Linked DNA regions of Homo sapiens: region 1 is linked to region 2. A link is an interaction called in ENCODE POLR2A ChIA-PET data of the cell type or tissue named here. Cell type or tissue: MCF 10A. All regions are shown on one strand. Links, peaks and the distances in the headings refer to the core of each region. The heading gives the core; the rest is flanking DNA.

The links. ChIA-PET counts read pairs that join two places held together with the same protein. Peaks named below come from ENCODE experiments on the same cell type or tissue, not always from the same donor. Only the 100,000 strongest peaks of a DNase experiment are listed, where the experiment ranks them.
Region 1: POLR2A ChIA-PET joins it to region 2 with 6 read pairs; 5 of 35 experiments call an interaction of 5 or more read pairs at or near these places.

What each region holds. Positions count from the first base shown.
Region 1 is chr6:42,355,429-42,360,812 of GRCh38, forward strand. All of the region lies in intron 3 of TRERF1 (transcriptional regulating factor 1), which reads right to left. Among named protein-coding and RNA genes, the nearest start is that of TRERF1, 94 kb to the right of the region's middle. In MCF 10A, for the core only: no CTCF peak of the experiment used is centred there; a DNase peak (open chromatin) is centred at 2,383.
Region 2 is chr6:42,468,364-42,473,747 of GRCh38, forward strand. No RefSeq gene overlaps it. Among named protein-coding and RNA genes, the nearest start is that of TRERF1, 19 kb to the left of the region's middle. In MCF 10A, for the core only: no CTCF peak of the experiment used is centred there; no DNase peak of the experiment used is centred there.

The sequences.
Region 1 (5,384 bases), core at 100-5,099, 110 kb before region 2:
TATTGTTGAAATCTACTCGCTAGAATTTTATTTAAAACTTTTACATTCCTAAGTGAGACTGGTATAGATCCTCCCTCTGGGGACTTGCCTGTTTTGATATCAGGGCCTTGCTTGCTTGAAAGAAGGATCTGGAAGTTTTCCATCTTTTTTCTCAATCCCGCAACAGTTTATATAACATAGGAATTATCTGTTCCTTGAGAGTTTAAAAGGATTTTCAAAGGCCTTTTTATATCTTAAAATATTCCACCTGGCACAGGGGTGTATGAGTGTGTGTGTGTCCACGTGGACATTACCATGTTAGTATACATTTAGAATGACATGTAAGATACTGATCTCAAATGGAACAGCTCTATTATAATTTATGGCCATTCTTTCCCCCATGAAAAGGGAGTAAATGCCCAAGATGATAAAGTGTTCAGAAAAAAACACATTTTCCCAGGCTTTGGTTCCAAGAGCCTCCTTTTAAGAGGCACATGAAGGTTATAGAAGGTGATCATGGAATATTGGATGTGTTGAACCATTCAAATTTCATTGAGGCTGACCAAGTTGGCAACCACAACTTTACCACTGACATTCGGAACTAGGAAAGCTGAGACCTGGAGAGACAAGGAGAACCTCTGTCTAGCCCCAGGTCACCTCCAGCTCTGTGGTAAAGGTCTTCCAACTTCCCATTTTATTGTGCCATCTGCAGCCTAGGATGCTTCCCCTCTTCCACAACAAGGAACACTTGTCGCTCTAAGGCTTTCTGTACTGCAGGGCCCCTGGACCAGTGACCCTATAAGCACTTCACAGGCACCACAAATAAAGACTCAAGAGTTGTTTCGGACTGAATGTTTCTCTTCCCCCAAATTCCTATGTTGAAGCCCTAAACCCCAATGGGATGCCATTCGGAGATGAGGTCTTTGAGAGATAATTAAGTTTAGGTAAGGTGAAGAGAGTGAAGCTCCCACGATGGGATGGGTGATCTTATAAGAAGAGGAAGAGGAGATTCCTGTCTCTGAGTGCACAAGGAAGAGATCAGGTGAGCACACAGCAAGATGGCTCTCACTCACAAGCCAAGAGAAGAGGCCTCAGAATAAAACTTACCTTGCTGAGCACCTTGATCTTGGACTTCCCAGCCTCCAGAGCTGTGAAAAATAATTTTTATTTATTTATTTATTTTTAAGATGGAGTCTTGCTCTTGTTGCCCAGGCTGGAGTGCAGTGGCACAGTCTCGGCTCACTGCAGCCTTCATCTCCCGGGTTCAAGCGATTCTCTTGCCTCAGCCTCCCGAGTAGCTGGGATTACAGGTGCCTGCCACCACACCTGGCTAATTTTTCTGTATTTTTAGAGACGTGGTTTTGCCATGTTGGCCAGGCTGGTCTCAAACTCCTGACCTCGTGATCCACTCACCTCAGCCTCCCAAAGTGCTGGGATTACAGGTGTGAGCCATTGCGCCCGGCCCATAAATTTCTATTGTTTAAGCAACCCACTTTATGGTATTTTGTTATGGCAGCCTGAGCTAAGACAAGAATGTTGTGGTAATGTCTGTCAAAAAGCACAATGTCGTCTGCCGTGGAGCAAGATATGCCTTGAGAGAAACCAGTGGTAAGGGGTCTGAACAAATTAAGACCCAATGTTGGCTGGGTGCGGTGACTCACGCCTGTAATCCCAGCATTTTGGGAGGCCGAGGCAGATGGACCACGAGGTCAGGAGTTCGAGACCAGCCTGACCAACATGGTGAAACCCTGTTTCCACTAAAAATACAAAAATTAGCCAGGCATGGTGGTGCGTGCCTGTAATCCCAGCTACTCAGGAGGCTGAGGCAGGAGAATCGCTTGATCCCAGGAGGCAGAGGTTGGAGTGAGCCAAGACTGCACCACTGCACTCCAGCCTGGGCAAAAGAGTAAGACTCTGTCTCAAAAAAAAAAAAAAAAAAAAAAAAATCCAGTGTCTGCTAGAACATGCAAGAACTGTGCCATATAAGCATACGAGCACAGATGAGGCTACTAGAAGGACTCAAACGGTAACGCTTTGCCTAAGAATGCGGTTAACAGACAATAACTGTAGGTGTTAGTGTGCCACAGAATGGTCTTCTTTTTATTGAGAAAGCCACATCTGAGATCACGTCCTTGTTTACAGGAGACCCATGAAACGTTAGAATTAGGACACCTTTTGCCAGTCAAGGTGATGAGCATTAGGATAGTCCTGCAGGAAGGCAACCAACTTGCTTTGGCTCCAGGATTCCATGATTCCATTCACAATTTCACACGGGCGAGCGAGCAGTCTTTCTGTCCCAGTCAACAAGGACAGAGGGGTTACTTTCACACCAGTCATGGCCTAACACAGAAGCTTAATCCTGACTGGAAGGCAAAGTGTGTTTGTGGCAAAGCCAGGCAGACGTGTAATGAAAGCAGAATGAGTAATGTTTAGTTAAGCTTCTGGATGGCAGGGGTGGTTGGGTGTATGTTTGGGGATTTTTAATGACTCCAAAAGGCGTCTTAAAAAGTCACACTATTTTGGCAGTTCTGAGATGCAACTTTTGCTACAAGTACTAACACCAGCAAGTGACTGCTACAAGTATTAATACTAGCACTTACCGGCAACATTTCTCACAAGCACCCCTTCCTTTCTGGGGCTCCTGGGATCAAACCAAGTTTTCTGCATATGTGGGGGGTTGGGGGTGGGGTTGGCACACACACCCTTTCCCACCTACAGAGGCATACCATACAACTGAAAGTCAGATCAAATTGAAGACATTTATCATTTTTAGGGTTAAATAGTGGAAAAGGAAAAACTGTTGACACACTTTCTAATTTGAACTACTTAGGTATTGCAAGATTTTCTTCCTGCTGGTGGAAAATTAAACTAACAATTCTAAGTTAATGACTGCAGGGTAAACGGCTCCTTCCTTATAAAATAAATTGGGTTTATCAAAACTTGTATTAAAATGGATTTTCCCCCAACTTTAACTTATAAATCCAATCAAGATATGACTCTAGAGAACTCTTAGGCTCCAAGTGAGGCTTCAAAAAGTAGGGTGTATTTCCCTACAGTTGCACATTCAGCAGCTAACTCCACATCACCAGGTGGGCACCTGACACCTGGAGGGCAAATGCGGGGCAGTGCCCACCCTCCCTTGGTGGAGTTTTCACAGGTGATGTCAGAAAAATAAGAACAATGTAGTAAATTATTCCTAAAGCTGAGTGTTTTCTATTTAAAGATTTTTGTTTTGTTCTTATATTATCTTTTCCTACTACTTTGGCATCAAGATGGTTTTTTCATAAAAGCTTTGTGATGAGTGTTAAGAGTTTTTAAAATGTCCTAACTTGGCAAAATAAAAAAGACTGGGAGCCCTAGGTCAATGACCTAAAGCTTTTTTTTTTTTTTTTTTTTCTCCTAGTGCTTTCTGGGTCCAGGCAATCTTCATTTGAGAACCACTAGTTTACAGCACTCTCTGAGCCAAGGAATTTGGAGTCAACCAGTGCTCATCTAGGTATCAAAATGGTGGCAAGCCCCAAGTGCAACTAACAACCTACAGAAGACGGAAGTCTAACTTTAGTCAACACTCAGGGAGTGGGGATGAAGAATGTAGTCTTCAAAGCTCCTGGCCACTATGGAACACTGTTCTCCTGCTGCACCCTACATGCTCACCCCTCCATCGTCAAAGCCTCCTCCTCCTGGTTCTGGAACAGGTGGTAAAGCTTTTGGAGGCCCTGTGCCAACCAGTGCTCTCCGCACCGTTAATCTGGGAACCCCAAATCAAGATGCTTGACCCTCCTGGGATTCTGAGAGGTCAGCCCTGTGGCACCAGAGGCTTTCTGGAATGATTCATCATATTGTCAGCTGAAATTCTACTGAAGTGGATGCCCAAGACTAGTTTCTCAGTACTGCAGTATCTCACTCAATCCCAGTGATCCGAAAATCCATCCATCCTCCCAGGACAGTCTGACTGTGTAGCTGGTTCAGGAAACCAAAGGCAAGCGGGGGTCACTCATCCCTCCAGAGCCTCCAGACTGAGAATAAGGAAAAAAATCGCTAGGTGCAGTGGCTCACGCCTATAATCCCAGCACTTTGGGAGGCTGAGGTGGGTGAATTATGAGGTCAGGAGATTGAGACCATCCTGGCCAACATGGTGAAACCCCATCTCTACTAAAAATACAAAAATTAGCTGGGCGCGGTGGCGTGCGCCTGCAGTCCCTGCTACTCGGGAGGCTCAGGCAGGAGAATCACTTGAACCTGGGAGGCGGAGGTTGCAGTGAGCCGAGATCGCACCACAACACTCTAGCCTGGTGACAGAGCGAGACTCCGTCTCAAAAAAACACCCAAAAAACCAACAAAAAAAACCCCAAAAATCAGCTGGGATAGGTCATGAGGTCATGACAGGCCATCAACTATTTAAGAGATTTTTCAACTAAGAATATAAGAACATATTGCCATAAAATTTTAAAATCCCTATATTCTAGAGGTTCTATCTATTTTCAGTTGTATGCTCCTTAAACTTATCTGTATTTAGGCTTCCCCCAAAATGAATTCTAACAGAAAAAAAAAACTTCGGTAAAAAAAGAATCCATAAACACTAAATATTTTAATACCTTTATTTACCTCCTCTCTAACAGAACTAATCAGCAGCAGATAATATATTTGTTACGAAGAGAATTAATTTTCTAGTTAAACATGCACATAAAAACATAAAGGTGACAATATTTGGCAATATATGACACTAATAAAGGTAACATTTATTGGGCTATCCACTGGGCTAAGCGCTTGACTCAGATCACCTCAGTTAATCCTTACAGCAAACCTATAAAGTAGGTGCTATTCTTATTTCCATTTTATAGATGAGCTTATAAATGAGGAACCTCATTACTGTAATTTAATCTTCACCAACCCAGAATTTGAGTTCAGTGTTTACTCTGGCTATTAAAAGGTTGAATAAGCAAATTAGAAATTAAACGGGATTTCAGAAGATATATTTAACCTACTAGAAGGTCGTACGTTTTAAGACATACTGAAAAACAGATGCTAACTGCTTCCAACAGGATGTGTTTGGGAAGATCCTGCCTGACACTATACCACATTAAAACACTTGAAGATTCAAACTTTTACTAGTTAAGGTTGAGTGTCCTCTCACTATTATCCCCAATGACTGGTCCAAGTTAGTAAGGTATTATTCTACTTCTATGGGTGGTACAGTATGGTGGATGTCAGCTGCGGCTCCCAAGTTCTATTTCCCTCCTACCCTGACAAAGTGTCCAGAACTCTACACACCCCCAGCCTCCCCACAGCCTGGTGCAGGAGCCAGTCTGGTGCAGAAGCCAGCCTGAGGATGAACTGACCCAGGGAGGAAGGAGTGGAGAGATTAAAAAAAAAAAAAAAAAAAAAAAAAAAAAAACCTGGATGGT
Region 2 (5,384 bases), core at 268-5,267:
CATTCATGGCAATCCAGGCTTTTCCTAGCATGAACCTCCAAACTCTTCCAGCCTCTACCCATTACCCAGTTCTAAAGCCGCTTCACTTCCATATTTTCAGGTACTTGTTATAGTAACACCCCACTCTCTGTACCAATTCCTTAGTCCATGCCTGCTGCTATAACAAAATACCTTAGACTAGATAATATATAAATAATAGATATGTATTCTCACAGTTCTAGAGGCTGGGAAGTCCAAGATCAGGGCACCAGCAGCTTTGGTGTTTGGTAAGGGTTTGCTCTCTGCTCCCAAGATGGCACCTTCTTGCAGTGTCCTCATGGAGGAAAGCAAAAAAGGCTAAAAGGAGATGAACTCACTTCTTCAATCCCTTTTATAAGGGCACTAGTCCCATCCTCTTAGCTTAATCACCTCCCAAAGGCCCCACGTCTCCATACCATCACCTTGGGGTTTAAGCTCCAACATCCAAACCAAAACAGCACTGCTTTAACCTCATCCCACAAATTTCTATATGAGTGTTGCTCAAACATATTTTCTAATATCCCTTGGGACTTTTTCTTTGACCCATAGGTTACTGAGATATGTGTTGTTTAATTTCCAAGGGTGTGGTGATCTATCAGTTATCTTTCTGTTATTGATTTCTACTTCAACTCCATTATGACTGGAGAACATACTTTATATAATTTCAATTCTTTTAAATTTTGTTCTATGGCCCAGGATATAGTCTGTCTTGGTGAAGTTTCTATGTGTATTCAAAATACACATAGGAGTGTATTTTGGAGTGTATTTTGTGGAGTATTTTACAAATGTACATTAGATTCAGCTGTTTGGTGGTGGTGTTCATCTTTTCTATATTCTTGCTGATTTTCTGTCTAGTTTCATTTACTAATGAGAGAAGAGTATTGAAATCTCCAACTATAATCATGGATTTGCCTATCAGTTTTTGCTTCATGTATCTTAAAGCTCAGTGGTTTAGTGCATATACATTTAGGATTATTAGGTCTTCTTGAGAAATTGACTTATTTTCTATTATGTAATGTCTCTTTTTATTCCTGTTCATTTTTCTTGCTTTAAAGTTTACTTTTCTTAATGTTAACAGAGCCATTCCAACTTTTGTTGGCATTGTATATCTTTTTACATTCTTTTACTTCTAAGTTACATATGATATTATATTTAAAACTGGTTTCTTGTACACAGCATATCTTTGGGTCTTTATTTTAAAAATTTTTTGGACAATCCCTGTTTTTTAATTGGTTTGTTTAAACCATTGGCATTTAATGTAATTTTTGGCATATTTGAACTTGTATTTACCATTTTTACTATTTGTTTCCTGGTATTTGTTTCTCTATTTCCCCTTTCCTAATTTCTCTTGGATTATTTGAATATCTTCTGTTAGACATTTAGGTGTGGTCCCATGAATCCCTTAGGCTCTTTTCATTAAAACAATTTTTTTCTCCCATTGAGTAATTTCTATTGACCCTTCTTCAAGGTCATGAACTCTTTCTTCAGTCATCTCTGAACTCTTTCCTACTGAACTCTTCCACTGCATTTTAATTTTCGTTATTATATTTTTCATTTAGAAAATTAGGCTGGGTGTGGGGGCTCATGCCTGTAATCCCAGCAGTTTGGGAGGCCAAGGCAGGTGGATCACAAGGTCAGGAGTTTGAGACCAGCCTGGCCAATATGGTGAAACTCTGTCTCTACTTAAAATATATATACAAAAAAAAATTAGCTGGGCATGGTGGCACGTGCCTGTAGTCCCAGCTACTCAGGAAGCTGAGGCAGGAGAATCACTTGAACCTGGGAGGCAGAGGTTGCAGTGAGCTGAGATTGCACCACTGCACTCCAGCCTGGGTGACAGGGTGAGACTCCATCTCAAAAAAAAAAATATTATTTATATCTTCTTTATATCTTCTATTTCTTTGATGAGATTTTCTATCTTTCCATTTGTTTCAAGAGTGTTCATTTGTACTTCTTTGAGTGTGGTTATAATAGCTGTTTAAAAGTCTGTCTCAAAATTACAACATTTGTATTTTTTCAGGTTGATGTCTGTTGATTCCTTTTTACTTGTTAGTTGAGATTTTCCTTTGAATGCTAAGTAATTTGGGGTTGTATTCTGGACATTTTTAGGGTAAAAATTAGGAGGCCTCAAAAATTAGGATTTATTCTCAGTCAATATTTTAATTCTGGACACATATTGGAATCAGCTAGCAACCCCACATCAGCTTGCTTCCAACAGTCATCCTGTTCATGGAAAGCCTTCTAATTTAGTTTATTTGGGATAATTTTGCTTATTTTGCCTTACTATTATGGAATATATTGGTGTTGCACTCTTTGTGTAGGAATGCAGGGTAAGCTTACTGAATATATTCTTAAATTGAACACTTATTAATCTTCTAGATATCACCTTTTGTCAGAACTCAAGAGTTATGAAGGGCCCTTGCCATATCGATGCTTTCTGACTGAGCTTCTCTCTACTGAATACAAGAGACCCTAATAGTTAGGCAGGAATATAATTGCCCCTAATTCAGCCTGAAGAAGTTACAGAAGATGGAACTTTGTCCTTCTACAACCCTTAGGATTAAGGGTTCCCTTGTAAAAGGGAGGGGGGAATTGTCAGAAGCGTTTAAACCAGAGCGATTCCATCTTGTATAGAGGCTGGGTAAAACAGGGCTGAGACCTACTGGGCTGCATTCCCAGGAGGTTAGGCATTCTAAGTCACAGGATGAGATAGGAGGTAGGCACAAGATACAGGTAATAAAGACGTTGCTGATAAAACAGTTTGCAGTAAAGAAGCCAGCCCAACTCACCAAAACCAAGATGGCAATGAAAGTGACCTCTGGTCATCCTCAGTGTTCATTGTACACTAACTATAATGCATTAGCATGCTAAGAGACACTCCTACCAGCGCCATGAGAGTTTACAAATGCCATGGCAACATCAGGAACTTACTCTGTATGCTCTAAAAAAGGGAGGAAACTTCAGTTCTGGGAAGTGCCCACCCGTTTCCTGGAAAACTCATGAATAATTCACCCCTTGTTTAGCATATAATCAAGAAATTACTGTGAATATCCTCAGTCTAGCAGCCCACGTTGTGCTTATCCTATGGAGTAACCATTCTTTATTCCTTTACTTTCTTAATAAACTTGTCTTCACTTAAAAAAAATTAGAATTTATTAGCAGGTTTTTCAGGTTTAATATTACAGACCAGTGGAAGAAGAAAGAAAGTTGTCGATAATTGGATATACTTTTTGAAAAAGTATGCACTATGTATGCCTACTTTTGAAAGTGCGTGCACTGCATATGTAAGTAAAAGTTGATGTTGAATTCTATTGCTTTTTAGCAAGTAAAAGAGTATTATTATTTTCTTTTTCTAAGCAATACTATAATATAGTGGTATGCAAGTTAGAGCCATATTACTTATCCAGTTACTAAAACATTTTTTGATAGCTGTGGCCGTAGCCCCTTGGTTCTGTCTCCACTAGGCCCCCACTATCTCAGCTTTTTCTTTGGAGAATCCCAAACTTTCCTTAATCCAGGAACTAAAGAGTTAACGCCTGGCTGGGCAGGGAGCTTCCTGGACCCTGCAACAGTACTGTGGTTGAAGACTATTTGGATCGGTCAAGGCCAGTGTCTACTGGTCATTAAATATTTGAAATGTCATGTCTGCCAGTATTTTACAGCCTTTTGTAGTTTACAAAAGGTGTTTACCTATATTGTCTTGTTTAAGCTTCACATTAACTCTGTGACATCAGTTGGGATTATTATTGCCATCAGAAAGCACTTTATAAAATTAACACATGATCAGTGTGGCAAATGAATTAGTGTTGGAGAACTCTAGGCTCAGAAAGGTTGTCACTTACCCAAGGTCTCATGCTTATAGGTAATGGAGCCTAAACTCCTAATAGCTTCAAGAATGGTACACAATTTAAATGCTCTGGGTTTTGGGGAGGAATATTTTACTCTGCGCTGGGTGGATCTGAGAAGGCAACTGAGGTGCTGGTGGGATCTGAGTTGGAAGAGAGGAAGAACAAGGATACATTTTACAAGAACAACGGTGTCTTACTCAGAAACAGTATGAAATGTGGCCCAAATGTAGTAAAAACAAATCACACTTCCATGACCTTTTCAATGCCCCTTCTCTGGAGGTGTTGGAACTGAAATTCCACAAGGCTTGGCCACAGAGAGCACCTAAGGCAAAGCTCTCCTCCACTACATTGCCTGCTCAATTCTGGATTGCTGTTGAAGGAGGCAGGAAATGAACATCCATGAGCAATGGGAACAATTTGCTCACGTAACACTTCTTTAGCTCACTTAACACAAGGATTGGATCCAGGTTTTGTGGAGCTTGAATCTTACACAATTTCGGGCTTCTTAAAAAAAAAAAAAAAAAAAGGAAACATAACTAGAAATAAAAAGTTAGGCACAGGACTTTGGAAAGAACTCTGCGAAGGTCCAGAAGGTTAAACTTCGTTGGTGTCACAGAATATCTACCTGTGCTTAACAGTATTAACACATGTGATACAAGGAGGGTAAATTATCCCATTAAATAACAGTGGAGTATTTCCCACTGTATATTCACCTCTGCTTAACAGTGACTTTAAAAATCTGCTAAAAGGAAAAAAATATTCAATGATTAGCACGAGAATATTTTTTAAATGGTATCTGTGCTATTCGCTTCCAAGGTATTATTTTTTCCCTCTAGTACTTTTTAAATCGTTTCATTGAGGTATAATAAACTGCCCATATTGATGAGCTTTGAAATAAGTATATACCTGCAAAAGTACCACCACCACCAAGATAATGAATATATCTGTCAACCCCAAAATTTCCTCCATCACCCTCAAAAGTTTCCCCATGCCCCTCTGTAATTCCTCCATCCAGCCCCCTCTGTACCTCCCTCCTACCTCTGCCCCTACTTTTTCATATGTTTTTATCTATTTTGTTAGCATTTTAAGGCAGAAGGGTAAATCCAGTAGCTGTTATTCCATCTTATCCAGAAGTAGAAGTCTCTGAGCCTTTTTTTTTTTTTTTTTTTTTTTTGAGATGGCGTCGGGCCGGGTGTGGTAGCTCACGCCTGTAATCTCAGCACTTTGGGAGGCGGGCGAATCACGAGGTCAGGAGTTTGAGATGGCGTCTTCCTCCGGGCGAATCACGAGGTCAGGAGTTTGAGATGGCGTCTTCCTCCGTTGCCCAGGCTGGAGTGCAGTGGCGCGATCTCAGCTTACTGCAACCTCCGCCTCCCAGGTTCATGCCATTCTCCTGCCTCAGCCTCCCGAGTAGCTGGGACTACAGGTGCCCACCACCATGCCCAGCTAATTTTTTGTATTTTTAGTAGAGACGGGGTTTCACCATGTTAGCCAGGATGGTCTCGATCTCCTGACCTG